2 separate regions of the Mus musculus genome follow, and region 2 is linked to region 1. Evidence: chromatin loops called from intact Hi-C (ENCODE). Cell type or tissue: left cerebral cortex. All regions are shown on one strand. Each heading gives the region's core, and the rest is flanking DNA. Links, peaks and the distances in the headings are about the cores only. Region 1 has its middle 29 kb from the start of Prlhr. Region 2 holds the start of Gm41884 (a long non-coding RNA gene).

Region 1 (16,061 bases), core at 5,445-13,444:
GTGATCCATCCAATAGCTGACTGTGAGCCTCCACTTCTGTGTTTGCTAGGCCCTGGCATAGCCTCACAAGAGACAGCTATATCAGGGTCCTTTCAGCAAAATCTTGCTAGTGTATGCAATGGTGTCAGCGTTTGGCAGCTGATTATGGAATGGATCCCGGGTATGGCAGTCTCTAGATGGTCCATCCTTTCGTCTCACCTCCAAACTTTGTCTCTGTAACTCCTTCCATGGGTGTTTTGTTCCCAATTCTAAGAAGAGGCAAAGCATCTACACTTTGGTCTACGTTCTTCTTGAGTTTCATGTGTTTTGCAAATTGTATCTTATATCTTGGGTATTCTAAGTTTCTGGGCTAATATCCACATATCAGTGAGGACATATCATGTGAGTTCTTTTGTGATTGGGTTACCTCACTAAGGATGATGCCCTCCAGGTCCATCCATTTGGTTAGGAATTTCATAAATTCATTGTTTTTAATAGCTGAGTAGTACTCCATTGTGTAGATGTACCACATTTTCTGTATCCATTCCTCTGTTGAGGGACATCTGGGTACTTTCCAGCTTCTGGCTATTATAAATAAGGCTGCTATGAACATAGTGGAGCATGTGTCCCTCTGGATATATGGCCAGGAGAGGTATTGCGGGATCCTCCGATAGTACTATGTCTAATTTTCTGAGGAACTGCCACACTGATTTCCAGAGTGGTTGGACAAGCTTGCAATCCCACCAACAATGGAGGAGTGTTCCTCTTTCTCCACATCCTCGCCAGCATCTGCTGTCACTTGAATTTTTGTTCTTAGCCATTCTGACTGGTGTGAGGTGGAATCTCAGGGTTGCTTTGATTTGCATTTCCCTGATGATTAAGGATGCTGAACATTTTTTCAGGTGCTTCTCAACCATTCGGTATTTCTCAGGTCAGAATTCTTTGTTTAGCTCTGAGCCCCATTTTTTAATGGGGTTATTTGATTTTCTGGAGTCCACCTTCTTGAGTTCTTTATATATATTGGATATCAGTCCCCTATCTGATTTAGGAATGGTAAAGATCCTTTCCTAATCTGTTGGTGGCCGTTTTGTCTTATTGACAGTGTCTTTTGCCTTACAGAAGCTTTGTAATTTTATGAGGTCCCATCTGTCGATTCTCGATCTTACAGCACAGACCATTGCTGTTCTATTCAGGAATTTTTCCTCTGTGCCCATATCTTCAAGGCTTTTCCCCACTTTCTCCTCTATAAGTTTCACTGTCTCTGGTTTTATGTGGACTTCCTTGATCCATTTAGATTTGACCTTATTACAAGGAGATAGGAATGGATCAATTCGTATTCTTCTACATGGTAACCGCCAGTTGTGCCAGCACCATTTGTTGAAAATGCTGTTTTTTTCCACTGGATGGTTTTAGCTCCCTTGTCAAAGATCAAGTGACCATAGGTGTGTGGGTTCATTTCTGGGTCTTCAATTATATTCCATTGGTCTACTTGTCTGTCACTATACCAGTACCATGCAGTTTTTATTACAATTGCTCTGTAGTACAGCTTTAGGTCAGGCATGGTGATTCCACCAGAAGTTCTTTTATCTTTGAAAAGAGTTTTTGCTATCCTAGTTTTTTTTTTGTTATTCCAGATGAATTTGCATATTGCCCTTTCTAATTTGTTGAAGAATTGATTTGGAATTTTGATGGGGATTGCATTGAATCTGTAGATTGCTTTTGGCAAGATAGCCATTTTTACTATATTGATTCTGCCAATCCATGAGCATGGGAGATCTTTCCATCTCCTGAGATCTTCTTTAATTTCTTTCTTCAGATTTGAAGTTCTTATCAGACAGATCTTTCACTTCCTTAGTTAGAGTCACACCAAAGTATTTTATATTATTTGTGACTATTGAGAAGGGTGTTGTTTCCGTAATTTCATTCTCAGCCTGTTTATCCTTTGTGTAGAGAAAGTCCATTGACTTGTTTGAGTTAATTTATATCCAGCTACTTCACTGAAGATGTTTATCAGGTTTAGGAGTTCTCTGGTGGAATTTTTAGGGTATATATACTATCATATCATCTGCAAAAAGCGATATTTTGACTTCTTCCTTCCCAATTTGTACCCCTTGATCTCCTTTTGTTGTCCTGCTCTGGCTAGGACTTCAAGTACAATGTTGAATAGGTAAGGAGAAAGTGGGCAGCCTTGTCTAGTCCCTGATTTTAGTGGGATTGCTTCCAGTTCTCACCATTTATTTTGATGTTGGCTACTGGTTTGCTGTAGATTGCTTTTTATCATGTTTAGATGTGGGCATTGAAATCCTGATCTTTCCAAGACTTTTATTGTGAATGGGTATTGGATTTTGTCAAATGCTTTCTCTTCATCTAACGAGATGATCATGTGATTTTTGTCATTGAGTTTGTTTATATAATGGGTTATGTTGATGGATTTCCATATATTAAACCATCCCTGCATCCCTGGAATGAAACCTACTTGGTCAGGATGGATGATTGTTTTGATGTGTTCTTGGATTCTGTTAGCGAGAATTTTATTGAGTATTTTTGCATCGATATTCATAAGGGAAATTGGTCTGAAGTTCTCTTTCTTTGATGGGTCTTTCTGTGGTTTAGGTATCAGAGTAATTGTGGCTTCATAGAATGAATTGGGTAGAGTACCTTCTGCTTCTATTTTGTGGAATAGTTTGTGAAGAACTGGAATTAGATCTTCTTTGAAGGTCTGATAGAACTCTGCACTAAACCCATCTGGTCCTGGTTGGGAGACTATTAATGACTGCTTCTATTTCTTTAGGGGATGTAGGACTGTTTAGATCATTAACCTGATTCTGATTTAACTTAGGCCCTGGTATCTGTCTAGAAATTTTTCCATTTCATCCAGGTTTTCCAGTTTTGTTGAGTATAGCCTTTTGTAGAAGGATCTGATGGTGTTTTGGATTTCTTCAGGATCTGTTGTTATGTCTCCCTTTTCATTTCTGATTTTGTTAATTAGGATGCTGTCCCTGTGCACTCTAGTGAGTCTGGCTAAGGGTTTATCTATCTTGTTGATTTTCTCAAAGAACCAGCTCCTGGTTTGGTTGATTCTTTGAATAGTTCTTCTTGTTTCCACTTGGTTGATTTCACCCCTGAGTTTGATTATTTCCTGCCATCTACTCCTCTTGGGTGAATTTGCTTCCTTTTGTTCTAGAGCTTTTAGGTGTGTTGTCAAGCTGCTAATGTGAGCTCTCTCTAGTTTCTTTTTGGAGGCACTCAGGGCTATAAGTTTTCCTCTTATGACGGCCTTCATCGTGTCCCAGAAGTTTGGGTATGTTGTGGCTTCATTTTCATTAAACTCTAAAAAGTCTTTAATTTCTTTCTTTATTCCTTCCTTGACCGAGGTATCATTGAGAAGAGTGTTGTTCAGTTTCCAAGTGAATGTTGGCTTTCTATTATTTATGTTGTTATTGAAGATCAGCCTTAGTCCATGGTGATCTGATAGGATGCATGGGACAATTTCAACATTTTTGTATCTGTTGAGGCCTGTTTTGTGACCAATTATATGGTCAGTTTTGGAGAAGGTACCATGAGGTGCTGAGAAGAAGGTATATCCTTTTGTTTTAGGATAACATGTTCTGTAGATATCTGTTAGATCCATTTGTTTCATAACTTCTGGTAGTTTCACTGTGTCCCTGTTTAGTTTCTGTTTCCATGATCTGTACATTGATGAACGTGGTATGTTGAAGTCTCCCACTATGTTGTTTGAGGTGCAATGTATGCTTTGAGGTGCAATGTGTGCTTTGAGCTTTACTAAAGTTTCTTTAATGATGTGGCTGCCCTTGCATTTGGAGCATAAATATTCAGAATTGAGAGTTTCTCTTGGAAGATTTTACCTTTGATGAGTATGAAGTGCCCCTCCTTGTCTTTTTTGATAACTTTGGTTTGGAAGTCGATTTTATTAGCTATTAGAATGGCTACTCCAGCTTGTTTCTTCAGACCATTAGCTTGGAAAATTGTTTTCCAGCCTTTTACTCTGAGGTAGTGTCTGTCTTTTTCCCTGAGATGGGTTTCCTGTAAGCAGCAAAATGTTGGGTCCTGTTTGTGTAGCCAGTCTGTCAGTTTATGTCTCTTTATTGGGGCAATTGAGTCCATTGATATTAAGAGATATTAAGGAAAAGTCATTGTTGCTTTCTATTATTTTTGTTGTTAGAGTTGGGATTCTGTTCTTGTGGCTGTCTTCTTTTAGGTTTGTTGAAGGATTACTTTCTTGCTTTTTATAGGGCATGGTTTCCGTCCTTGTATTGTTTTTTTTCTTTTCTGTTATTATCCTTTGAAAGGCTGGATTCATGGAAAGATAATGTGTGAATTTGGTTTTGTTATGGAATACTTTGGTTTCTCCATCTATGGTAATTGAAAGTTTGGCTGGGTATAGTAGCCTGGGCTGGCATTTGTGTTCTCTTAGTGTCTGTATAACATCTGTCCAGGATCTTCTGGCTTTCATGTCTCTGGTGAAAAATTTGGTGTAATTCTGATAGGCCTGCCTTTATATGTTACTTGACCTTTTTCCCTTACTGCTTTTAATATTCTATCTTTATTTAGTGCATTTGTTGTTCTGATTACTATGTATCAGAAGAATTTCTTTTCTGGTCCAGTCTATTTGGAGTTCTGTAGGCTTCTTGTATGTTCATGGGCATCTCTTTCTTTAGGTTTGGGAAGTTTTCTTCTATAATTTTGTTGAAGATATTTGCTGGCCCTTTAAGTTGAAAATCTTCATTCTCATCTACTCCTATTATCCGTAGGTTTGGTCTTCTTATTGTGTCCTGGATTTCCTGGATGTTTTGAGTTAGAATCTTTTTCCATTTTGAATTTTCTTTGATTGTTGTGCCGATGTTCTCTATAGAATCTTCTGCACCTGAGATTCTCTCTTCCATCTCTTGTATTCTGTTGCTGATGCTCGCATCTATGGTTCCAGATTTCTTTCCTAGCGTTTCTATCTCCAGCGTTGCTTTACTTCGGGTTTTCTTTATTGTGTCTACTTCTCTTTTTAGGTCTAGTATGTTTTTGTTCATTTCCATCACCTGTTTGGATGTGTTTTCCTGTTTTTCTTTAAGGACTTCTACCTGTTTGGTTGTGTTTTCCTGTTTTTCTTTCAGGACTTGTAACTCTTTAGCAGTGTTCTCTTGTATTTCTTTAAGTGAGTTATTAAAGTCCTTCTTGATATCCTCTACCTTCTTGATATCATCATGAGATATGCTTTTAAATCTGGGTCTAGCTTTTCGGGTGTGCTGGGGTGCCCAGGACTGGCTGAGGTGGGAGTGCTGGGTTCTGATTATGGTGAGTGGTCTTGGTTTCTGTTAGTAAGATTCTTACGTTTGCCTTTTGCCATCTGGTAATCTCTGGAGTTAGTTGTTAAAGTTGTCTGTGGTTAGAGATTGTTCCTCTGGTGATTCTGTTACCGTCTATCAGCAGATCTCGGAGACTAGCTCTCTCCTCTGAGTTTCAGTGGTCAGAGCACTCTCTGCAGGCAGGCTCTCCTCTTGCAGGGAAGGTGCACAGATATCTGGCTTTCGGACCTGCCTCCTGGCAGAAGATGAAGGCCGAAGAAACAGGGCCTGTACCAGAAGCTGTTAGCTTCTGTAGTCCACACTCTCACCTGCACAGACTAGTCTCAGAGGGATCTGGGAACCAAGATGGCTCCTCCAGGTGCTCTGGCAAAGCCCTTCCGGGAGGGGCGGACACCTCTCCTCTGGCAGGGAAGGTGCCTAGATGTCTGGAGCCCGAAACGGGGTCTGCCTCAGAAGCTCTGTGTCTTCAGCCTGTCCCAGAAGCTGTTAGCTTCTGTAGTCCACACTCTCACCTGCACAGACTAGTCTCGGTGGGATTCGGGAACCAAGATGGCTCTCCCAAATATTATTTCTTAAGAGGCTTTAAAAACTATCAAAGCCCAAAATCCCATCAATAACAAATATGATCAGGCAAGGTCTAGAGTGTAGCTGGATCCCATCAGAAGACCACAGGAAGCCAAATCTCTGTCTACTCCTTAGGTTTCAGGGATTACTGCTATCCAGGGCCAGGGACCCTGAATTAGCCAGGTGTGATGTGTCGGTGACCTTCAGCCTCTGCTATTTCCCTGTATGCCAAAACCTGTACATAAAGAGCACCCTCTTTAGCATTTCCACTTGACAGTGTAAGAAGGGATGGTCCCACAAGCACCTTAATTACTTTATCTGTGGCTGTGTCTGCTGCATTAAAAATGATTTTCCCTAGAGAACAGCATGTTCTGTACTTCAGAGTTCAGTCCTGACTCCTGAACAATGGTTTCCCAGGCAGCCTCAGATTGAATTGGCAAAGTCACTCTTTCTATCAAAGGTAGCCTTGCCCTATGAAGCCCAAGGAGGGGCCTGGAGGAGTTAAGTATGCAGGAAAGTCAACACCCTGATTTAAAAGTTGTGGTCTTGATTCTGTTTGTCTGGGGGCAGATTGGACTGGTGTAATCTGAAGGACAGTTACCAGTTTCTTTTCCCACATCCCTTCCCTTTCTTTCCTTTTCATTAAAGTTATAAATAACCAGCTCACATCTTAATGAAAGGGAGTGGTGTGAAGGACCAGAGGCCTCGGAAGGAAACCTACAGTAATAGCGCAGTTGCTAAGGAACAGGGCTGGACAAGTTAATTTTGTTGGCATAACATCTCCTTGTTATTTAATCTTGTGGCGTATGCATTTCGTCTGTCTGTCACCACATTACCAAAGCCAGAAGAAGCTGCTAATTGCAACACCAAGGTTGCAAACAGACCTGTCCAAACCTTGTGGAGATTTCAACTGTCAGAGTGAGGCCTGAGCTTTGATTTTTGCTTCTAGAGAAACGGGGGAGAAAGCTGGTGAGGGGCCATCCCTTGCTCTCTGCCAGACCAAACACTCACATGCCCAGGAGTGGCTCATTCTGGCTGAATATTAGTCCCTTGGGTTTCTTTTGGAGTGAGCCAATGTTTGGCTTTCACTTTCAAGGATACTGGTTTAATTGGTCTGAAAATGGGGCCTAGGCATGAGAATTTATGGGCCCTAGTGATCCTAGGCTGAGCACTACTCATTTTTAGAACCTTTGTCTTTCCACTGCTGGGTTTCATTCCTATGGTCCCAGAGCCTCTTGGGATTTGTTGTTAGTTTCTCCATCTGCCTCTCTATCTCTCCCTCCCTCTCTCCCTCCCTTCCTCCTTCCCTCCTAGACACACCGTGTATGTGAGAGAGGGAAAGAGAGAGACAGAGACAGAGAGACAGAGAGACAGACACAGAGAGAGACTGAGAGAGAGAGACAGAGAGAGAAGAAAGAGGCTCAGTGGATAAGAGATTTGTAGAGCAAGCATGAAAACCAGAGTTCAGATCTCCAGCACCCACCTATAAAGGTGGATGCAGTGTCGTGTGTCTGTAGCCCCTGAGCTGGAGAAGAGGAGACAAAAGGATCCTTGGGCTTGCTGGCCAGATACCCCAGTTCAATGAGTGCTAAGTTTAGCAAGACACTTGTATCAAAAAATAAGAACAAAAGATAAAGACACAAGACATTGATCTCTAGCCTCAATATGCTTGCATACAAGTATACATGTTCACATGCACGCACACAAACACATGTATCATCTCTTGGCATCTTTACCACAGTTGTATAAAGAGGGCATTACAAAAATCCCACTTAAAAGAGAAACTAGTATTTAAGAGGTTAAGTACCCAGATGCCAATTGCCAATATCTGGGATCTGAACGTGAACCTGATGCCAAAGCATGCCAGTGGCTTCTACTTTCTGCAGGAAACTCACAGAACCACAGATGCAGCTCATCTGCCACCATGGTTAGGGCTAGTCTTGGCTAGAGGATGGAGACACCTGGAGGCAGCAGCTGATCAGTCAAGTTTAGCAGCATGACTTCAGGTCCTGCCTTGAGTAGGAAGTTCATAAACATCCCTGCTGTTACTGTGCATTGAATTCAGGGCCTTATGCACACTAGGAAAGTACTCTACCTGGATTTTACTTTAGCCCTCCAGCTTTCTCTTATCTTGCTCTTGCTGGGCAAGCACTGAGCTATACACCTACTGAACTATATTCCCAGACCAGTCTTAGCTTTTTTTCAAAACCGTGTAGTTACCTTTCCATGGGCTGAGGGACATACCTGCTGCACAGGGCCATTGCTCAGATTAAATAGAATGATACACATAAAACACTTGAGTCAGGTCCTGCCATACACTCAGGGAATGGTGGCTATCATTATCTTCTTCTCAGTGCTAGAGTGCAGAGCTGACTGACTGCCTACTCTTCAGACCCAGGTCTCAGATGTTGGATTCTCTGAGGCTCAAGACTTGCAGACTCGAGTTCAAGAAGTTGACCCTTTGGCTTATACAATCATGCCAAGCCAGCAAAGACTTGTCTCCAGTTATTTTTTTTTTGAAAGAAATTAGGACCCATTAGCTTTCTTTGGGGGAGAGTCTAGTAGATGAAGTGGATTTAACATTTTCTCTCTCACTCTCCTTTGCTTTATTCTGTCTTCAAGGATAGGCTGTTTACTCCAGCTCAGATATACAGGTATTTTAAAAACTGTATGTATGTATGTATGTATGTATGTATGTATGTATGTATGTATGTATGTATGGTGTGTGAGCATTTATAAATGTGTGGTTGTACATGAGTACATATGAGTTTTGTGGTGCATGTGTAAATCAGTTGTTGATGTTTGACATCTTCCTTGGTTTTCTCCACTTACATACTGAGATAGTCCCCCACCCCCACGTTCTCCCCCAACCCTGATGGTTGTGAGCTGCCATGTCCACTGGTCTTTATTGGACTCTGGGGATCAGATCTTCCTCATTTCTTACTCTTCTGTCCTTACGCCTTTGGGGCAGGTCCTTTAACCAACTATTAAAAAACCATAAGGATGGAGAGATGGGTCAGTGGACTATTGAGCTCAATAATTCCAGTGTGGAAAAGTTTCAGATTCAGATCTAGATGATCCAGGCCAGTGATGCTGCAATTTTCAGGTTGGCCTGCAGGTGGAGTAAGAGCACACGACAGGCTCAGACTCCTGGGGATTCATAGACTTATTTACCTCAACAGTCACAGTCATCTCCAAGTTCACTAAGTCTAGTGCCCTGGTGGCTCTCAGGATCCATTTGGTAGTTCATTTACCTAGGCAAGAATATGAACTGAAGAAAAAAGTAGATAGAGATGGTGGGGGACGAGGGGCTGTTTCCCCTCCAGATATTACAAAACAAAAACCAAACCTTTCTCAAGACTTGAAGGAATCTGAGCAGGATCAGCTTCCAGTTGTATCCAAACTGTGTGAGCCTTGATCGCCATCAAGTGACAGACAGAAGTATTTTTCTAGGATGAAATTGCCTCCAGGGGAAAGGCAGAAGAATCTTTCAGTTATCACACTGCTTGAGTTACCGTTTATTCCTCTCAGCGGTGGGGACATTACAAGGATGAGTTGTCAGTGAGACAGTAGATAGCACTGGACAGTAATGGTCTTTGGGTAGTGGACACAGAAATGACACACTCACCATCATGAGGAGCCCTCAGCCCAGTGAATACATCAGAGTGGAATGGACTTATTTACAGAATATGACAAGTGAGGGGGCTTGGGAGATGGATCAGTGCTTGCCTTATGTCTTAGGGTTTTACTGCTGTGAACAGACACCATGACCAAGGAAACTCTTATAAGGACAACATTTAATTGGGGCTGGCTTACAGGTTCAGAGATTTAGTCTGTTATCATCAAGGCAGGAACATGGCAGCATCCAGGCAGGCATGATGCAGGAGAAGCTGAGAGTTCGCCATCTTCGTCTGAAGGCTGCTAGAAGACTGGTTTCCAGGCAGCTAGGATAAGGGTCTTAAAGCCCACACCCGCAGTGACACACCTACTCCATGGCCACACCTTCAAATAATGCCATTCCCTGGGTCAAACATATTCAAACCACTACATTCTACTTCCTGGCTCCCATAGGCTTGTTCAAACACATGTGTTTATGGGGGCCATAACTAGCCATAGCCTCTTACAGTGCCAAGCCTCAGTTGCTCTTCATGACTACTTCATGTCTTCAAAACCAGTACCATCTGGGTGACTCTTGAACATTACCAAGTCCAGCTGCAGCACGAGGTACAACCTTGGCTATTTCAGGAACACAGCTTCTTTGTGCTCACAGAAAACACTTCCCAGATGATTTCACATCAGTGATGCTGGTCTCTTCTCAACCACCACTAATTTCTTAGTTCCAGCTAACCATCATCAATTGTCCCAGAAGTCCTTTCTATTCTGGACTTTAAAGCCAGAGCCATGTGGTTAAAGCTGCCAAGTTCTGCTGCTTTCTGGGTCTGGAACATGCCTCCCCTTATTCTATTACCAGCTGTCTGTTTTCCAACTCCCTCACTGCCTAAGTTTGGCTGTCCTGGAATGTTTTTGTAGATTGACCTTGAACTATGAGATCTTCATGGCTCTGTCACCTGGGATTAAAGGTCTGTACCACCACTCCTGGATTTAAGCTTTTCTTCACCTAAAACTTGCTCTGTCCCAGGCTGGCCTTGAACTCAGAGATCTGTTTGTCATTGTCTCCTGGGATTAAAGGTGTGTACCACCATGTCTGGACCTAAATTATCTGGGTGGGATCTTGCCCCAAAGTCCTACTTCCTTAATCTGTTAATTCCTAGAACATAGGACCCAGCTCCATTCTACTTCCTGGTACCTGTTTAATACTTGAACTATATATTTTATATTTTCCCTTTCTCAGTTTGCTCATTTTCATTAAAATGCTTTTCATAAGAATGAACGTTAGTAACCACACAAAAGAATTTATACTAGGCTCTTTTGAGACTTCCTTTTTCAAAGTAATTAATCTAAATCTTTTCACCTTAGCCTCAGGCAGACTCTGGACAATGGTAAAAAGCAGCCACATTCTTCACTAAGATATCACAAAAACAGTCTCTATGCTACATACTGAAATTCTTCTCTACTGAAACCTCTTGAGCCAGATCTGCACAGTTCAAATTGCTCTCAGTAACAAAGTCTTTTATATTTCTACTAGGATTGCCCACTAAACCCCACTTAAATGATTCCACTGCTTCTCAAATCCAAAATCCCAAATCCACATCCTTCCAAACAAAAGCATAGTCAGACCTATCACAGTATGCCCCAGTCCCTGATACCAATTTCTGTTCGTAGGGTTTTACTGCTGTGAACAGACACCATGACAAAGGCAACTCTTATGATGACAACACTTAATTGGGGCTTACAGGTTCAGAAGTTCAGTCCATTATCATCAAGGCCAGAACATAGCAGCATCCGGACAATCATGGTGCAGGAGGAGCTGAGAGTTCTACATTTTCATCTGAAGGCTGCTAGAAGACTGGCTTCCAGGCAGCTAGGATGGGAGTCTGAAAGCCCACACTAGCAGTGACACACCTACTCCAAGGCTACACCTCCAAATAGTGCCACTTCCTAGGCTGAACATACTCAAACCACTACATCTTATAACCACAAGGACATGATTTTAATCCCTTGAACCCGTTTTTAAAAAGCTGAGCATGATGATGGAGTTAGAATTGCAGAAACATTAGCAGAAAGGTTCCATGGGTCTTATTGGCTAATCAACCTAGCCTACTTGGTAAGTTCTAGGTCAATGAGGGACCATGTCCCAATAAAAGATGGATGGTGTTCTACATGCACATGAACACATGTGCATTTACTCATGCACATGCACACACACATAAAATGTACATCTATATTTATAACTCCTTATATATCTCTCAATATATCTCTCATCTATCTCTATCATCTATCTCTCTATCTCTCTATCTCTCTATCATCTATCTATCTATCTATCTATCTATCTATCTATCTATCTATCTATCTATCTATCTATCTGTCATCTATCATCCATCTACCATCTATCTTATCATTTATATCTATGATCTATCAATTGTCTATTCGTCCACTCAACTATTATCTATATAAAACAAGTATCCTATAGGTATTTTGGAGAGAGCTATTTTTACTTCCCTGATCTTAGAAGACCAGCCCAAAGAAGGCATAGTATACTTACCTGGTGAGTAAATAGACAATGATTTCTTTTAGATTCCCTGCTATGTACTCTATTTCTTCCTATGAACATAGTCCCAGTGCTAAAATTACTATCTGGCACATCTCCGTTTTCTCAATACAACATATATATGTATGTATATATATATGTGTGTGTGTGTGTGTGTATGTGTGTATAATTTTTATATATAATTATATATAATTTTTCTTTCTCTCTGCAGGCCTACAATCTATTTTCCTATCTTGGATTTTAGGATCAATACTTTTCTTTGCCAATGCCAAAAAGTCTTTGCTTGGCCAAATTATCAGATAGTCTCCTAAACCTTTCTATCTCCTTGCAAGAATTTAACTGAACCAGCCTAGCAAGAGCCCTCTCTGATCTACTCATCCTTGGTCTCGGGTCAGATTCTTCCCACTGCTGTTCCCCCCAGGGATGTCTGCTTACATTTGCCTGCCTTCACCAAAACCACAATAGGTTAGAACCTGAGAACTTACTACCTCTTAGGTGTCCTTACCTCTTCCCCACCCAGATTGCTTTTTGACTATCATCTCTGCTGACCCAAGTTGTGCATGGAATTGAGTCCAGTTCTACACTGAGGTCTCTTCTCCCCATTCTGGCATACAGCCTTCATTATATATGTCTTACTGTGTTGCCATCAAGTTATGGTGTTTCTTTGAAACTAACCTTTTTGCCATTAGTGGTTTTGTTTGTTTGTTTGTTTGTTTGTTTGTTTGTGCACACGTAACTCTGTGAGGCATTAAATCTGAGGACAAACAGCAATAAATAGAATCTTGTCCCCTCCTGGGAACAGATGTACTTCCTGGTGCATCATCTTCTGTATATTGGACATGGGACATGGAACAGCAAATTGTCCTGGCAGAGCCAGCTTCTCCAGAGCCCTGGGGAACCCACAAGACTGAGGTACTGTGGGTGACTTTGCATTTGGTTTCTCTGCAGGCCCAAACCTGTCAGTAGAAGCTCTGTTCCAGTCTCTCTTGGCGGTGACGAACCTGATCTAGTAGCCCTGATGGGACTGGCCTTTCTCCTGGGTTAGGTAGAAACATGCCTGCTGCCATCCCATTCACCATGGGCCACTCTGCTTGGGGATGCTATAGTCGCTCTGTGTCACACTTGGACAGCTGTTTCATTATATGAAATGCAACAGGGAATGACATGGATCATCATACAGAAATAATTATTTAAACAACTACACATGAACTAGTGCCAGACACTATTCCTGGTCCTGGGGACAGAGCCCTGAATTGGACAAAAAGGCTCCCATCTCTAGACAGAATATTCTAGAGAAACATTATGCTTCTATTTCGACTGCTTTGGTTGACAGTGAGGATTTTGTACTAATTTCCCTTTGAAAAAGATTGCTGAGCCATGGGTATGAAGGTATGGAAGAGGGAGAGAATAGAGCTCCTGCCTGTGTGTCAGTATAGCAGTGGGGGTGGCATTTAGGATTTGGGCTATAGTGAGAGCAGAGATAGGGCTTGGAGCAGATATAGATTAGGAGAAGAAAGGAGATACCTGTGTGTGGTGTGGAACCTGGAAGCTGCTGGCACAGGTTTGGAGGTTGTGGCCAGAGAAACCACCTGTAAAAGGTTTCCAGGGTACCTTGGCACATCTTGAGGATGACTTGGGTGAGAAGTATCCTCTATTCTGGTTACAGATCCCAGGCTCTGAAGGACCTCAGGTCTACTTCTTGGATTTTGTTCTTTAATACACAGAGAACACTCAGGAACAGGGATTCACCAAATCACCGCACTCATGAAATGAGACCCACCATCCCTGCATAGGAAAGAATAGAGCTACTAGCTTCTCAATTATCCCCAAGGAAGCCATCTCTTAGGCACTGCTCAAACTCCTGGACCCTTCCCTAGAGAGGCCCACAGGGACACATGTATGTGTAATTCCTGCCCCTGATATATACCCTAGAGCAGGATCAGGACTGTTAGTCTCGGCCTCGTCTTCGCCCCCAAATGCAGTTCTCAGCTCATCCTTCCTTTTAGCTAAGCAGATTGAAACGTTGGTCCCCATGATAACTCCTACACTCCACACTTAGACAGCAGATGAGATAGTGGGTGTGGTTAGCAGCACAGTTTGCAGCCAGATGATCCTGGTTACACCAGTCTCTCACATTTGGTATCTGACACTTGGAGGGCTGATGGGACCTCCACACAGGTCTTATCATCATGAGAATACAGACTCTCCTATTTTCCAGCTGTTCAGGCTTCAGTGGGTTGGTAGAGGTGAAGCTCCTGGCCGAAGCTTTGTGAGCTCATACTGGTTCATCAACAGGAATCCATTGCTTCACAGAAGCTTCCAGGCTGACTCTAGATGCCTTCCTTTCTTCAATGAAGGCTGCCTGTGCAGGGCTTCAGCCACACTTTTTCTGACAGTTGAAATAAATATGCCACTTCATGCTTCTCCACCAGATGTCAGGCCAAGGCTGTGCAATAAAGCCAGTCCTGGGCTTTGCAAGGTGGCAACAGTCCAGAAAGGTAGAGGGCATCACAGTTTTCAAAGACCTGGTCTAGTGTTTGTTTATTTTTTATCACCATAATTAATGAGGAAGAAAATACAAGTCCAACCGCATTCAGGGAGAGGGGCACAGAGCTGTCTCTTAAGAGTGGATGCCAGAAAACTCATAGCTGTGCTATAAAATGGCCACACTTTTCCTTTAATCAAAAAAAAAAAGAAAGAAATTAAACATCGTCTTATGTAGATCAAGATATCCCCCAATTCACACAATTCTCTGATTCAGTCTCCAAAGTGCCGGGATTATGCACCACCATGTCCAGCTACCTCTCCTGTCCCATGTGTGTGCCTGTGCACACATGCATGCTGCATGTCTGTTGGTGTGTATGTCTGTAGGTATGCATGCATGTGAGTGTTTGTGTGGGTAGAGGCCAGAGGTCAGCCTTGAGTGTTGTTCCTCAGCATGACAGCAGGATGCTTTTCGTCTTGAGTTTTGAGAAAGGGTCTTCACTTGGCATGAACTGGATGATTAGGCTAGGCTGGCTGAGCAGAGAGCCCAAGGATCTGCACTATCTTCGAGCTGGGGTTGTAAGTACACCAGCTTTTTAATGTGGATTCTGAGGGACTGAGCTCAGAACTTTATGCTTACAGGGCACGCACCAAATGAGCTGTCCCCTCAGTCCGCTGCATTCATTCCTGGCTTTCAGTTCTACTACTTTGTCTTTATTCTTCCCTATGCTGTCTGGGGATCTGCTTATTCTATCATGTGCTTGTCTCGTTTTCTGACAGCGTCTCATCTTTATATTGTTAACACCGTCTTCCGACTTTTCTTAATTTTGTGTGTGTGTGTGTGTGTGTGTGTGTGTGTGTGTGTGTGTGTGTGATGCAAAGAACTTTGCTCAACTGGTGAGATTGAAATCAGAAACCACATCTTTGCCCCTAGATCATGTTTGTGATGTCTTATTAACAAGATCATCAACACTGACACAACTTATCCATGATACTTTCTCAGTGAATCCACTTACACATTCTGTAAAGCAAATTTATTTTTTTTTAAAGCTTGCCACCAAATGGTTGCATCAGGCATCTTTACAGATATTTTTGCTATTACAGAAGATCAGTTTGTGATTCATATCAAGATTGGAGGCAGCAATTCTGTTTTTTTTTTTATCAACTATCTGAAACTGCCAGTTTCCATGTGCATATCTATATAGGATTCCATCTCCATTTATCTTTCATTTGAGATTAAAATCTGTGTTTAGCCTAACACTTCTTAATACCATTTTAGGTCCCCCTGTGCTATTGTAATGATAGCTCTGGCTAGGTCTGCTGAGCCCTGCCCCTTCTTAAGTACTGGAGATTGAGTGTGAGGCAAGCATTCTACTACTGTGCCACAGCTACAGCCTCCTTTCTACTTTTAATTTTGAGATAAGGTTTCACAAGCTTGCCCAGTCTGGCTTTAAATTCTGTCTGCAGCCCAGGCAGGCCTTGAACTTGTGAGCTTAGTATTCCACGAGTAAATTTTTGGTGGAGAAAATATACGTCAAATAGAATGC
Region 2 (16,061 bases), core at 3,095-11,094, 110 kb before region 1:
TGCCTGGTCTGGCCTCACTGAGAGAAGATACATCTAACCCTCCAGAGACTTGAGATCATAAGGAGTGGGAGGTCTAATGGGTTGGGTGGGGTGGGGTAGGGACATCCTCTTGGAGATGGGGTGTGGGGGTGGGGGAGGGATGGAATGAAGAACTGTCAGAGGATGGACCAGGAAGGTTGGTAATGACTGTAAAAGAAGATTTAATAATAATAATAGAAAATAATCAAGCCACGAAAAGGAGGGAAAAGGCACAAAGAACAGATGAGGCATAGAATAAGGAATAACTTAAATTTTACCCTGTCTATCATTATATGAAATGATAAAAGCTAAGGACTGCTTTGAGAAGCAATAATCAGACAGTATGAAATCCTGCAACTTTATCAAATATTGCTGCCAAGAACCACAGCTGAAAGATAGTAAGGAAACAGAAAAATTGAAAGTAAATGTTGGACATGTTAGACAAGGGCTGGTGAGATGGCTCAGTGGGAAATTTAAATCCCTAGAGCCCATTCATAAGCCAGACACTTAACCCTCATGCTTCTACAGGGAGATGGTGGAAGAGGCAGGAGAACCCCTGGAAGCTTATGGGCCAGGTAGCCTGGCATCCATCAGGAAAATGATGACAACAGCAGCAAAAAGAGCCCCCATATCAAACAAGGTGAAGGTAGGGTGTTGGTTTTAAGAAAATTTAATTTGGAATAGAATTTAAAACACAAGGTTAGAAAATAATAAAATTTGGAAAATCAAAAGCCTTAGCATTTTTCTCAACAGCAGGTGTGGAACTTAAAGAAAGCATTAAAGCACAATGGCTCTTTGTTAGACTGCTGCATTGTTTAGAGCCATCCAGACAGCCATGATTCAGAGTAAAACTTGACTAATCTCAGCTTAGTTAGGGCAGTGAAGATGGCCTCACCAACAAAGAGTTGTCATGGACAAGGGACAAGAGAACTTTGTGGGCAGAGGCTCCTTTGTGGTGCTTACTCGGGCCTTAAGAAGCAGTCCTGTGAAGAAGACAGCGAATGATGTTCCAGTGGGGTTGGGAGAGGGGAAAAGCTAGACAAGGCAGACCAGATTCAGATTGCAGAAACCACTGAATGCCAGGAACTACATCTTAGAGCATCAGTGTTAGAAGCATAGAAAATGGACTGGTTTAGGAATGATGGGGTATGGGGAAGTGCTGTTGGTGGCAGACTAACAGGTCATCTGCAGTTCCAGAATCTAAAAAATTGAAACTCTGAAAGGGGGATGTCTTTAAATTGGTATTGAAACTGATGTATTAAAATTTGATATGGGGTGAGAGAGATGGCTCAGTGGTTGAGAGCACTTGTTGCTCTCTAGGTTCAATTTTCAGCTCCTCCATGGTAGCTTATGCCATCTACAACTTTAGTTCCAGGGATTCTGATGCCACCTCTGACAGGTCTGAGCATCAAGTTTGCAAGTCGTACACATGCATACATGCAGGCAAAACACTCATACACATAAAATACAACCCAAAACTTGATCTTAATTTGTGTGAATAATTTACTGGGACCCTTTAACTTTCCCAGAAATATCAGTGTGTGGTCTCAGGTCTTACTGGAGCCCTATCATAGTGCCTTCAAAATTTTCCAAGCTCTGAGTAAAATAAGGTATACATGTGGCTCTAGTCTTAGTGTAAAAACCATGAACCATTAACAAATATTTATGCTATGTATGCTAGGCCTTAGTATACAGTACCTAGATGCTAGAATTACAGAAAAATTGCAGCTTTATTCTTTAGCAGCTTTTATGGAAAAAGACATAATGATCATTTTAATATTCTGTGATGTCAAGAGTGACTGAGTAGGAAAATAAACTGAGTTCCAAGTCCTGGCTAATTTTCTCTACTGTGAAAAATTTTCAAATATATCTGTGCACCTTTTCTTAACTCTCTGACTTCATTCCTTCCAGAGCAAGACAGTAGCCCTTGATGAGGAGTTGAAGACTCCTTGTGTAATTACCTTTCCATGAGAACTGCACAGCAGTATTTTGCTTTTTGGTTGATTGCACCTTTACATATTCAGATCTTTTTCCCATCTGGTTTCTTTTTCCAGTAGCTCCTCTTTCCTGCCAAGGAAGTGTTCTGCTGCTCTGCTATGGTTGCCTCCACTTTGAATCCTCTACCCCTGGCAGACTTTAATGTTTATGTTGCCACTGTCATGCTAACTATTGTGCGGGTTGTTGTGTTTAACTATCCATCAGGATGCCATCTTTTGAACAGTGTGTACTTTTGAGAATTGCAATCTGAATGACTCATGCTAGTGTCTGTCAGCCTACCATGGCCTTGATTTAGGACTTGAGGTGAATGTGCCAGCTGTAGTGCTGCTGACCTTGTTTCCAGTTCCCAGTTCCGTCTGCAGATATAGTAGAGTTGTACTCGCTCACTACCTTGAAATTAGGCCATACCAAATGACTTTTGGCACATGAGTTGTTCCTGAAAGTAGTGTGTCCACAAACGCAGGAATACTTAATGTTGGCTCTGCAGTTCCTTATGTTGCTGCTTCCTTGCCTTGGTGTTCCCAATGGCAAATGTTCATCTTTATTTACATTTCAAAGTTATCCCCCCTACTTTGTTTCCCCTCTGCAAATCCCCGATCCTATCCCCCTCCTCCCTGCTTTTATGAGGGTGCTCTCACACCCACCCACTCCTGCCTTACTGCCCTAGCATTCCCCTACACTGGGGCATTGATCCTTCACAGGACCAAGGCCCTCCCCTCCCATTGCCAGATAAAGCAATTCTCTGCTACATATGCAGCTGGAGCCATGGGTCCCTCCCTGTGTACTCTTTGGTTGGTGGTTTAGTCCTTGGGAGTCTTGGGCAGGGGTCTGGTTGGTTGATATTGTTATTCTTCCTATGGAGTTACAAACCCCTTCAGCTGCAAAGGTTCCTCTTAATTCTGGTCCTAAGTAAGGATAACGTGGATCAAACTCTCAGCACAGGTATACAACATGAGTGAGCAAGAAAGCTGTATTTTATCTCCCCCCCCCCCCCGTGTGTGTTTGTGTATGTATGTGATGCAGAATCCATTGGAACAGTTGTGAACCACTTTTTCCTAAGCATTTTGTGGATAAGTTAAGTGCACTTGGTTGAACTGTAGTGCATCTTCACTTTAGCCACCTGAGCGTTGTGGCTTTTGATGCAGTTCACTGACCATTAAGAGTTGCTCATTTTCAGTAGTTTGGAACTTCACATTACTAAGTTGTTTAAGCAGTCTGCTTCCAGGGAAAGACAATAAATAACATTAAAGTGGGGGAAACAGCACAGATAATTTTCTGTTCAGATCCAGAGCAAGGGGGCTGTGGAATGGTACACATTTTCATTCTTAAATTTCTAAACAGCAGTTTAGAGAGGTGTTTGTTAGCTGTTTTAATTAAAAGGAAGTTGATTAGGTACACTTAAAATATTTTAATAAAATTAATACTTTTGATATGTTTAAGCTAAATATATCTTAGGTTTCTAGTTACTATAATTGACAGATCAATAATAAAATTAGTTGGAACTAAGCTATAGCTAGTCTCTTTTACTTAATTTTATTCAGTCTGTACAAACATCTACTTATATATAAGCCTTCTTGTCCAGCTGCAAGTAAAGGGCCATCCATCTTTTGATGGTGTTAAAGCTGGGCAGGTGTTGCATTGCTATTTGCTTTTTGCCCAGTGGGTGGCAGTACAATCCAACTGGTTGCTTGCAGTTGTCTTGGCAAAATGAAAAAAATAAAGGCCTTAAAATTTAAATCTGTTGACATTCAAAGTGTGTCTTAAAACAAGCAGATGAACAAATAACCTCTTTACTTCCCCAAGTATACTTCTTTTCTTCTTGCTAGACTGAAGATTTTAGGTAATAAAGTTATTGGACTGAAGAAATGGTTAAAAGTGTTTATAGCTCTTGTGCAGAACTAGAATTTGATCTTACCACTTACATTGGGCAGCTCACAGCAGCCTGTAACTCCAGCTCTAAGAGGTTCTGATGTACTGTTCTGGACTCCATGGATACCCATGCACATGAGGTTACTGTCTCTGTCTCTCTGTCTCTGTCTCTCTCTCTCTCTCTCTCTCTCACACACACACACATACACACACACACATCCTCCCTCCTTCCCTCTCTCCCTACCTTAAAAGAAATTTACCTGGTTACCTTTCTTCCTAGACCTCAAGCAAAATAGATATCATTACCATTAGTAACTCTTTTACTTGTGAACTGCTGAAGGCTTTTCACTGAAGCAGTTGCCTACAGAAAGTCGTTCTTACAGGAGAATTTTCCAGTGAGACAATCTAATCTAACCCTGAGCCATTTCCACAAGTGCTCATTCAGACAGTGGTTTTAATGTTCATCATGAGCCTCTGAGGGTAGAGACTTCTCCTTAACCTGTTTCATTGCAGGCTTAGCATGATCTTAGGTTCTCAGACAGATTCAGAAGTGACATTCTGTAAGTTGCTAGAAAGCACATATCTGCAGTACAGTTAAGATTTTTGAAGCATCTGCTTGTTTCAGTTGAGACAGATAGAAGGACAAGCAGATACTACCTACATTTGCTTATTACCAGACTGTAGAATATATTTATATAGATTATATTTTTTAAAAAGGTTTTTTTTTTTTTTTTTAGATTTATTTATTTATTATATGTAAGTACATTGTAGCTGTCTTCAGACACACCAGAAGAGGGAGTCAGATCTCGTTACGGATGGTTGTGAGCCACCATGTGGTTGCTGGGATTTGAACTCTGGACCTTCGGAAGAGCAGTCGGGTGCTCTAACCCACTGAGCCATCTCACCAGCCCTAAAAAGGTTTTAAAAAGGCCCTTTACTTCTGAGACATCTCGTTTTGCTCCCATAGATCATAGAATATGTTATTTTTTAAGGTTTGCTTTGAGACAGCTATGTGCTTGTTTCAAAAGATAGGGGAAATTTTCCTTTAAGAAATAAATCCTTAGGAACTAACTGGAACTGTTCAGCTGTTTAGCTGTTCAGAATGCTTGCTGTTCTTCAAAGGACCTAGCATGACCAGTCCTTAGAACTCAGTTCACCTGATATGCTCACTAGAGTAACTCTGGGGGCCCTTAAACTTGTTCAAGGCTCTGCTAAATACAGGCTTTCTACTGTGTATTATTTCCCCTGTAATTTTGTTGACATTTGCAATGATAATGCAAGCAGTGGTGGATCAAATTGTACATGTGTGAATTAGAAAATAAAGCAACCAATCTCACTTGGGAATGTCCTATATGGTAGGGTATGAGTGACACGTGTATACCACTGGGGAGGCAGAGGCAGAGGGGCCGAGGGGCAGAGGCAGAGGCGCAGGTGACTGCAAAGAGACACGAGCTCTGGGGGTACTGGTTAGTTCATATTGTTGTTCCACCTATAGGGTTGCAGACCCCTTCAGCTCCTTGGGTACTTTCTCTAGCTCCTCCATTGGGGGCCCTGTGTTCCATCCCATAGATGACTGTGAGTATCCACTTCTGTGTTTGCCAGGCACTGGCATAGCCTCACAAGAGACAGCTATAACAGGGTCCCTTCAGCAAAATCTTGCTGGCATATGCAATAGTGTCTGGGTTTGGTGGCTGATTATGGGATGGCTCCCTGGGTGGGGTAGTCTCTGGATGGTACATCCTTTCGTCTTGGCTCCAAATTTTGTCTCTGTAACTCCTTCCATGGGTGTTTTGTTCCCTATTCTAAGAAGGAATGAAGTTATCCACACTTTGGTCTTCGTTCTTCTTGATTTTCTTGTGTTTTGCAAATTGTATCTTGGGTATTCAAAGTTTCTAGGCTAAAATCCACTTATCAGTGAGTGCCTGTTTGGTTGTGTTTTCCTTTAATTCTTTAAGGGATTTTTGTGTTTCCTCTTTAAGGACTTCTACCAGTTTAGCAGTGTTTTTCTGTGATTCTTTAAGGACTTCTACCTGTTTAACAGTGTTCTCCTGTATTTATTTAAGTTATTAAAGCCCATCTTGATGTCTTCTACCATCATAATGAGAGATGATTTTGAATCCGAGTCTTGCTTTTTGGGTGTGTTGGGGTATCCAGGACTGGCTGAGGTGGGAGTGCTGGATTCTGATGATGGTGAGCAGTCTTGGTTTCTGTTGGTAAGATTCTTGCATTTGCCTTTTGCCATCTGGTAATCTCTGGTGTTAGTTGTTATGGTTGTCTCTGGCTGGAGCCTGTTTCTCCTGTGATTCTGTTAGCATGTCAGCTGTCCTGGGAGTCCAGCTCTCTTCTGAGTCTCAGTGGTCAGAGTACTCTCCTCTTGCAGGGAAGGTGCACAGCGGTCTGGCGTTCAGACCTGCCTCTGGCTGAAGATGAAGGCCCGAAACAGGGCCTGTCCCAGAAGATGGGTTGCCTCTGAAGTCTGCGTGGTCACCTGCACAGACTGGTCTCCGAGGGACCCAAGACACAAGATGGTTCCCTAACCTGCTCTGGAGGTCAGAGCCCTCCCAGGTGGTCACCTTTCCTCTGGTGGGGAAAGTTCCCGGATGTCTACAGCCCAAAACAGGGCCTGTCCCAGAAGCTGTGTCACTTCTGCAATCCGCACTCTCACCTGCGCAGACTGGTCTCAGAGGGATCTGGGAGACAAGATGGATCCCTCACCTGCTCTGGGGGTTCATAGTTACATTTCTAAGAAAATGTTTAATGAAAATTATTCAACTTTATTCTCTCCCTGAAAGCCAGAATTTTAAACAATTGTGTACTGTATCTGGTGAACATCATGCAATACACCTTTTTTCAAAGCTATGTCTTAACTTTTAAACCTAATTTGTTTTATCATAGCAATATACCTGCTTCCTAAAACACATTAAAGAAAAAAGGGTTATATAATGGTACATAATGTAACAAAATCTTAGGATGTTGCTGATTGGATAATTTTATCAAAAATGCTCTTTTTTATCAAAGACCTCTACATCCATGTTGACTTTATTGCAAAACATGTTCCCTTTTTTGTTTGTTTGTTTATTGTATAGCAAAGAAGGTCAACCCTGGAGTAAACATGCTTTCAGCTGCTTATACTATGAAGCAGTTGGATGGTTTCAGAAACACTAAGCCTTTGCTCTTTACAGTAATGCACAATGAAGTGGCAGTGATTTGGCTGCAGCAGAAGAGACTAGACTCATGGCAGAATAGTAGCTAATAGACTCTTGATAGCAGCAAATATGTAAGAAATATGTGTTACTGGTGTGTGTGCTGGTGTACTTTTGAAGACACACCATACAATTCACAACCCTTGGTTTTATGTCTCTTGAAAACTGAAGGACTTATTCTTTGGACCCTCATCTGTGAAGCCCATTTCCTCTAGTCTGCAATGCCTGTGAAACTCATTGTGCCTAATGTAGTCTGCTTCTGCTCACCCACCATGTTTGTACAAATGAATATTTCCTGCTGTGTTTAAGTCACAGTGCTTTTCATTTCCTACTTGGGCAATACCCAAGGGTACTAGTAGGTGCTGAACATTTTATTTGTAGGCTTTAACTTTTCACAGTTCCTTAATCAGCTTTGAGCTTGGCAATAGAGTAGATTTTGTTGGGAGCTAGTATGTCTAAACACCATTGCTAACCAAGTCACTCATCTTAAAAATGTCTATAATTTGGCTTTAGGGATTGGACATGATTTGGTGAGTAGTAGTATAATGTTTACTAAATACACCTTGCTGTCTGGGCTCTAGATGTTTAAGAGGTGGAGTGTCCCCTGTTGATAAAGTCCAGTTTTATTTGTTTTTGAACTACACATTCTCACTTGTTGCCCAGGCCGTTCTCAGTCTCCGTGGGAGTACAGGGGCTCTTCACTGCACCTTTACTAATTCCAGATAGAAAAGCATTTGCTGTAGCCCACATAAAACTAAAGGCTTTTTGGAGCCTTCAGGCTTAAAGATTTATCATTTATTATTTTCATGTGTATTTGTGCATCCACATGAGTTTATGTGCTTTATATGGGTACAGGACCCTATGGCAGCAAGAAGACAGCATCAGATCCCTGTGAACTGTCATGCGTGAGCTGGAATCCAATCCTGGGTTCCCTATAAGAGCAGTAGGTGCTCTTAACTACTGAGCCATCTCTTCAGCCCCATCTTCAGTTATTTAAATAGTGCAAATGGTTCCTGAGGCCAAAATGTTTAAGATGCAATACAATAAAACTTACTCCAAGATAGATTACAGATTGATATTCACATGTGTATAGAGAGCTATCATACTCTTATTTCTACAAGCAATGTATTTTTCAGAAGGATAGAAAATAATTAAGTGGTGGTTTCAGGGAGTAGGAAGTTAACTTAAAACACTAAACCCATTTGAACTGACTAAAATTTTAAACTAAATAAGGAGGGGGCTGAGGGTTTAGCTGTGGGTTCTGTCCAAAGCACCTGCACTACTTCCCCTAAAAATTGCAAGAAGTTTAGAATAATTATTATTTTTTTCTGCAGCTTGTTTCTTCCTTTTTGATATGATGGATTATTTTTCCAATTAATGTTCAAGCCAAATAATACCATTTTGGAATAGTGAAACTCAACTAGGCATCATTTTTCTCAGTGGGGACCAGAGTTTATTGGATGTAAGTTTTAAAGAGGAACAGTTTGATTAGGATTTTCAAAGTCACATTTATTTCTAGTTTCCTGGAATAGATGGAGTTTATTTTCTCAGACTGTCATAATTTATAGTCCTGTCATTTCAAAGGTTTTGAGTAAGTGCAACATGAAATGTGGAAGTAAAAAAGTTAAGTGTTCTGACATTTGATTTAGCACAAAAAGTACTTTTTAATACTCCTAACCTTTGAGGCTTTATGACTTTGTAAAGGAATAAGGAGTTCAATTGTATTTATTCTCTCTGCTGTTAAATGTGCCTTTTGATCAGTGTTCATGTTTTTTTTAACACTTAGACGAAGTGTCCTTTTATGAAAATGAAAAAAAAATTTTAATGTAATAGCTTTTCAAATTTTTTCTTCTATATGGGTAGAATTTACTTCTTTGAGTGCTGAATATCATTTCCTAAGTTCTTTGAAGCTTCTTTGAGGAAGATGGTGTATGCCAGTCTGTTCATTAAGGGTAGTTAGGCTTGCTTGTGATGCAAGCCATTTCTCCTAAGTTCTCTGGTTGGCGAAGATTGCTTTTTAAAATATGAATGGATTTTTCTAAGTGTTAGGCACATGGCTGCTGTGCACCCTTGCTCATATATAGTTTTACAGTATGTGTCTTTTTTCAAAGCGGTTCCAGATTTTCTCTTATTTTTGCCACATTCTCAGAAATAGCATAGTGTGAGTATTGCTCCTTAGCATAGAAATTGAAATTCAAAGTGATGCATTAGTTGCTCAGTACACTAGAACCTTGATAATACTAAAGTAGAAATTTAGATTTAAACAGTGCTAGGTTAGATTTAGATGTTGTAAAGTTTAGATTTCAAAAGACCCTGCTTTTGAAAAATATACCTCTCCCTGTATCCTGTATTCTAGGCATTGTGGTTAGATTGGAGAAGAGCAGGTAAGGTACAGATTGTTGCCTCAGGGGCTTGCAGTTAGTAGCAGAGATTACTCAGTAGGAGCAGTAAGTGGTTTGCTCCACTGAAGGGAACTCAGATGTTTTGAGAAAGTGACAAAACTTGAAGGAAAAGAGTAAGTTTGGTGAGGCGTGGGTAGAGAGATGTTTGGGCAGACAGAACAACACTGATTCTACTTGGGATTGGTTAGTTGGTCCATGTACTGAGCTGGGTTGTGTATAAGAAAGAAGGTGTAGGCTGTGGAATCAGAAGTAGACAGTGTGCTCTAAATTGAGAGGTGTGAACTTAAGAAAAAAGATGGTAGTGGGGATTTTGGAGTACTAAGAAGTTGCTGGAATCTGATTGAGTCTTAGTGCTTATTAGCTTGGGATCATACTCAAATGGTTAAATATTTCTGAGCTGTTTCCCTCTTATGTATGATAGAGACAACTTTTATTCCACAGGTAGTTAGGAAGACTAGGAAAAGAAATGGGAAGATAAACACCAGACCTTTAAGTACTCTGTAATGAAAGATGAAGTAGAGATAGTTCCCAGCATATATTCCAAGCTCCTAGGTAGAAGCATTATGAGGTGACTCCTTTAGAGGTATTAGAACATTCAACATTTCTCAAATAGCTTAAGGCACAGTTTGTATAATTTTACTTAGTTTATGTGTATGTCTCTGTATATGAGTGGATGGGTACCTGAAGAGGCCAGTTAGAGGGCTGGAATCCTTGGTTCTGGAATTACAGGTTGTGAGCTGCTTGATAGGGTTCTGGGATCCAAACTCAGGTCTTCTGGGAGAACAGCAAGCACCCTTAACCACTGAGCCATTTCTCCAGCCCCCTAATTTCATATGGTTGAACTTGGTACTTAGGAGTCTTAGTGTGGTAGAACATGAAAGCATGATGTTGTCTTTAAGGTCTGGTTGTCAGGTGATGAAGTTTTCAAAGAACAGACCTTATGTGTGGAATGTTTTGTTTTTATATTTTATACCTTCCCATTCCCCAACACTGTGGCTCAGAAATTTTTAGTTCATGTATCTTATCATTTGCTAATATTTTAATCCCTTTAAATTTAACATTTTAAAATTTAATTAATAATTTAATTTAAATTTATTTAATTTAAGTAATTTAATTATAATTTATAATTTAATTATCATTTGCTAAAATTTAATCTTTTAAAATTTAATTAATTTAATCTTTTATTTAGGCTTCTTTAATGTTAAATTAACTTAAAGAATAAAATAAAATAGTACATGGATATAGTTTTGTAAAACATATCATCTTATGGTACTACAACAAAATACCATAGACTGGGCAGTTTAAGTTATTTCTTATATCGGTTTGGAAGCGGAGAAGTTTCTAGATTGAGGTTCTGGCTTATGGGTTCCTGGTGAAGACTCCTCCTGGATTGCAGCTGAAACATTCTCACCAAAGCCTTCTCCGTGCCACATTTTGATAGCAAAGATTTAGAAACCCTTTGTCTCTTTAAGGGCATGGTCTTTGTAGGATGTGGGGCCATGCCCTTATGACTTCATGGAATTTTAATTATTTCCTTACTTCAGTTATAGCTATACTGGGAGACAAGACATGTTCAGTCAACGTACAGTAAATTTGGAGAGGTTCCTTGGTGAATTTGTGACTTAGTATTTTGTAGGAGTGAGTGACGTTAGATGTGCATTATACTGTACTTCAGTCTAGACCTGCAGGTATATGTGAATCATTTGAGTCCTTACTTCTCTTGTTGACAGTTGGTTAACTAGAGAAGCTGTTTACAATGGAGATAAAATTTAAAAATGTATTAGCCACTCTAATAGTGTCTTAAAAGATTGGTTTACTTTATTTTATACTTGTCAGTGCTTTACTTCATTGTATGTTTGTATACCACATGATACAGTGCTTGTGGAGACCAGAAGATAGTATTGGATTCCCTAGAACCAAAGGTTTAGGTGGTTGTCAGCTACCATGTGGGTGATGGAAGCTGAACCTTGGTTCTTTTGTAAGAGGAGCAAGCATGCTTAACTGCTTGACATCAATTCAGCCTCTGGTAGTGTCTAGAGCCTGCTTTACTTACTTGAATTCTGTCCCCCCTAATTCCAGGTCCTAATATGGTTTGATTCCTTTAAGAACTATCTCTAATTCAGTGGTGATTTATTAAAATCATACTTTTTAGCTAATATGTTAAAGCCATATAGTTTTTTAAAGTGACTAAAGTGTCATAGAATAGACTTTGGAACAAAAAAAAATCTGAACTGACTTTAGAGTATAAGTACCTCCCCATTTTAGGTTCTTTCTGAGTTTATATTGCTGGGGTTGAAGAAGTACTTTCAGCTGGTTTCCCAGAGTACTTACGTTGATATTCTTTCCCACAGGCCAGCCCTCCAGACCTCTATATTGAAAGATTTAATATAGCTCTGGGACAGTATATGGGAGCATTGCAGAGCATCGTGCCTCTTTTCATATATATGGTAAGTTAGAGCTCTGTCACCCTTTCTTTCCCAAACCATGCAAGGCTAATTGTGTTCTGTTTTTATTTACTATAGTTATAATTTTTTCCCATTCCTGAGTCAGTTTACAGATGGGTGTGTTTATGAATATGGAGCCTAATTCACCACCTTATTCTTACAGCACATCTAAGTGGAATAAGCCAGAAATTGGAGGTGAGAAAGCTAGAAGGGCATTTCTTCTCCATCCCTCCCACAATTTTCTTTTATTAAATTTGTTCTTTAACAGTTTCATACGTGTATATAGTACATTCTGCATGTGTTTTTCTCTAACCCTCTCTTCCTCTGTGCTGTCCCCCACCCCCCAGGATCCCCACAGGTCTCATTCCTATGTACTTGCTGAGAGGAGACCTTTAAATCCTGTCAGGAAGGAGAGTATTAGATGAGGAAAGCTTGAAACACCTTTGTTCAGAAAAATACCCAAAACAAAAGTAGATGGGGAACATTGTAGGAAATTTGTAAAATACTAGACACAGATTTATTGTCTTTGATAATTAACTTTTATGGATTAATTAGAAAAAAGTCAGCAATACTATGTTTTTGTCTGATATGAATTAGATAGTTCACAGAATACATATACATATATATATCATTAAAAAGGAAAAATATATCATGCCATTGTTAAATGTAACTTACAATTACTTTTAAATTACTCTTTAAAAAGTGCTTGGAAATACTTATTTTTGATGAATCTGTAAAAGAAACAGACCTATAATTTAGAGTAGAAATGAATTGCTAAAATTGCCTTGAAAGACTCAGATTTTATGTGTAAAATTTCTCAAGTTCATAAATAGATATAAACACTAAGTGTATATATACACATATATATGTGTATGTGTGTATATATATACACACACACATGCACGTGCATACATACATTTTAATAGCAGAACATTGGACATATTTGTATTGTCATCAGTTGGGGATTGTTTTAACAATTTGTGGAAAACAAGAAAATAACACAGTTAATACCATGGCATGTTTCTATATTTTTGTGGAGAAATGTCTCCTAGGTCCTAACATTAGGGTAAAAGTGCCAGGTACTAAGCTACAAGCAGTATGTAGTACTCAGTGGGGAGAGGAGTGGTTCCCATGTAAGGAGTGTTTCAAAACAAGTGTATCATGTCATTTTCTCTATAGAATGGGACCTATAAAGCTAAAACACAGGATCAGCTCTGGAAGGCGTTAACCCATTGGCATAGCTGTAGTTTTTAACCAAGGGTTTGCATGTTATTTTTAGATTCCCCTTTAAAAAAAAAAAAAAGCAAAAAACAAACAGAGAGGGAAATACTGCTGAACTAAGAGAGTGACTGAAAAATTTGTTTTCATTCCCTTTGTGTTTTCTACTCTTGGTCATTGAGCTAGCATTTAAAACATGAACACATTTAACAGTTTCAGATTTTTATTTGTTTTCCTAGTCAGGTGGATTTTGGTAAGAAAGGGAAAACTTGATTCAAAGTGACTCTGTTAAATAAGGAATGGCAGTCCATCTTGTAACAGACCTTGAGAGTAGGCAGTTCCCAGGTATGTTGGGAGTCAGGGTTTCTGTTTTATAACTTGCTGTACACCATAGAATTATCTTTTATTGGATATAAATGAAGAACTTTTCCTTTAATCACTGCTTGTGGTTAGCCTGATTAGGGTATCTGCTTCTGAGCAGAGATGGTATCTAGAATTTGGTATAGTGGCCATTACTGAAGGGCCTGTATAAAGGGACTTTTCCTAGTGGCTTCCACTACCTGCTTGCCCTAAGCTTTGGATGCTGAGGAGTGCCTTTCTCGAGTCTTCCTGCATTGCCTTTTGATGCTGGCGATGAGCTTGTTTTTTGTTTTTAAAGATTTATTTATTTATTTATGATGCATACAGTATTATGCCTGTGTCTATGCCTGCAGGCCAGAAGAGGGCACCAGATCTCATTATAAATGGTTATGAGCCACCATGTGATTGCTATGAATTGAATTCAGAACCTTTGGAAGAGAAGTCAGTGCTCTTAACCTCTGAGCTATCTCTCCAGCCCTGGGGATGAACTCTTAAAGGCATGGCACACAGCATGGCTCTGTACTGCACTGTTTCCATATTGTGAAGTTAATAATTGGATCTTTCAACCTCATGCCAAGAAAACCTGTGACTAGGAATGGCTGGGTTTTGCAGTTTGCAGGGCTTTTTTAATTTTATTATTATTTTATTAATCAATATATTTATTCATTCTCTAAAACAGTATTTAGTTCTCCTATTCATGCGAGTGATTACTTTTCCCTATTGATATATAAAAACTTATTTTCTTTTTTTTTTTTCAGAATAAGTTTTACATAGAAACTAAGCTTAACAGAGACTTAAAAGATGACCTTATAAAACTGTTTACGGAACATGTTGCAGAGAAGCACATTTACAGCCTAATGCGTAAGTATACTTTTACTTCCTTTGGGGGTGAGACAGCACTAGCCATGGTCTCCTTTTTCCTTTTTCCCTTTCTTCTCCAGCTCACTCTTACTCTTTTCTTTCATCTGAGAACACTGTCTCTAAACTCCAATATTGACATCTCTAGAGCCAGAGAGCAGGAAGTTAAGTCTACCTCAGTCTATAGAGAGACACGATTGAAACTGGTTTAACAGTCACCTACTGTTCTGGGCCACTTAGGCAGCTCTTTTATTGGACAGTGTACTTGGCCTGTTCTGTGTTGCCATTCCTTCCCTGAGCAGGAGTATGATTAGGAAAGTCACGTGTCACCAGTGACTTCTGAAAGAGCACTGGGTGTCTGTGAAGGCGAGCACAGGCTCTCTCTGGTTCTACTGTTAGTCTAGTGTGGCTGCTATTTACCATGTTAGCAAGTTGCTAGCTTCCTGTGGATTAGCATCTGTAAAATATTTAGTATGGTTGTTTAGATAGCTAATTAGGATCCAGGTTCCAAGCTCATTCAGTCTTTCCCAGTCCCTGGCATTATTTCCTCCTTAAGAGAGTTTCCCTTTCCCGAGTAGACTCCAGGTAAACCATCACTAGTTACTAAGCACCTTCAGAAGCTCATGTTTTGGTCAGTATTCAGCAAGGCAGTCTTTAGTATTCTGTAACTAATGTGGATTGTAGTTTATATTTTATTGAAAACTTTTAGTTGTAATTAGTTGCTGCCACACAGAGGTTTTACTGAAATTTTACAAAGTAATTGTTTTAAAGCTTGACCACAGCTCTTGTTTTCACTTTTGCTTTTAAATGAAGACAAGGATTTATATACTGGGCCGGTTCACTTTTGCAAGGTACAGTTTTCACTCAATAATGTAGATTCAATTGACATCATACTCCCAGAGAGTCCAGAGTCCAAAATAGGAGAACCATAAGCTTGGATTCTAACATGCATTATTTTTAAGACTCGTCAGATACTTACATAAGATTTTTGTACATTAATTCTGAGATATTCCACTTACTTTGGTTTTGAGAGAGGGTCTTGCTTGTGGAAGTTTAAGTAATCCTCCTGCCTGAGTTTCCCAAGTTCTAGATGGTAGAGGTGTACTATTATACCAGCTTCTAGCCATTGGTTATAGCATTGAATACTGACATTGTTTTTAGATTCCTAAAGCACATTTTCTTCTTTGTTAAAATTCCATAGAGAAATGCTACATCTGGTAGAATGTATTTCATTTCTAAATATGTCTTTATACTGTTAATAATTTGGAAGTCAACTTTATTGGACACATAGGAAGAATATTGAAGAGAATTTTGTACTTAGATTGGGTAAGAGTATTTCCTAGTTTGAATTTCTCATAAAATTGATATTTAAAGGCAGATATATCCTTTTCCCAGCAAATGGAAAAAAAAAAACCTTACGTTTTTATAAGTTGGATAAAACTAAACATATTAAATATTTATTGAACAGTTACTAGGTATTATACTAACGATGGAGGACACAGAGAGTGACTGCTAGTCACACTGGTTTTGGTCCCAGGAGAGGAAGCCTTATAAATGTTTTAACAGTTGCATAGGTGATCATCACAAAGATTTTTAAACAGATAATACACACAGTTTACATGTAACAGGACCTCTTCTAGATTCTTTACAAGTATTTAAAGTATTACATTTTATGACACTGTAGGATAAGT

Evidence for each region. Peaks named below come from ENCODE experiments on the same cell type or tissue, not always from the same donor. Only the 100,000 strongest peaks of a DNase experiment are listed, where the experiment ranks them.
Region 2: it touches region 1 in a loop (7-fold over the local background); 10 of 42 quality-filtered maps call a loop at or near these places.

Annotation. Positions count from the first base shown.
Region 1 is chr19:60,430,957-60,447,017 of GRCm38, reverse strand. No RefSeq gene overlaps it. Among named protein-coding and RNA genes, the nearest start is that of Prlhr, 29 kb to the left of the region's middle. In left cerebral cortex, for the core only: a CTCF peak has its summit at 8,991 (motif pointing right); DNase peaks (open chromatin) are centred at 6,625, 6,843, 9,041 and 9,220.
Region 2 is chr19:60,541,322-60,557,382 of GRCm38, reverse strand. Cacul1 (CDK2 associated, cullin domain 1) reads left to right here. Exons shown (of 9, transcript NM_030197.2): 4 at 11,842-11,937; 5 at 14,271-14,373. Gm41884 (a long non-coding RNA gene) reads left to right here and starts at 6,271. Exons shown (of 2, transcript XR_877980.1): 1 at 6,271-6,434; 2 at 8,423-9,953. In left cerebral cortex, for the core only: a CTCF peak has its summit at 3,673 (motif pointing right); a DNase peak (open chromatin) is centred at 3,668.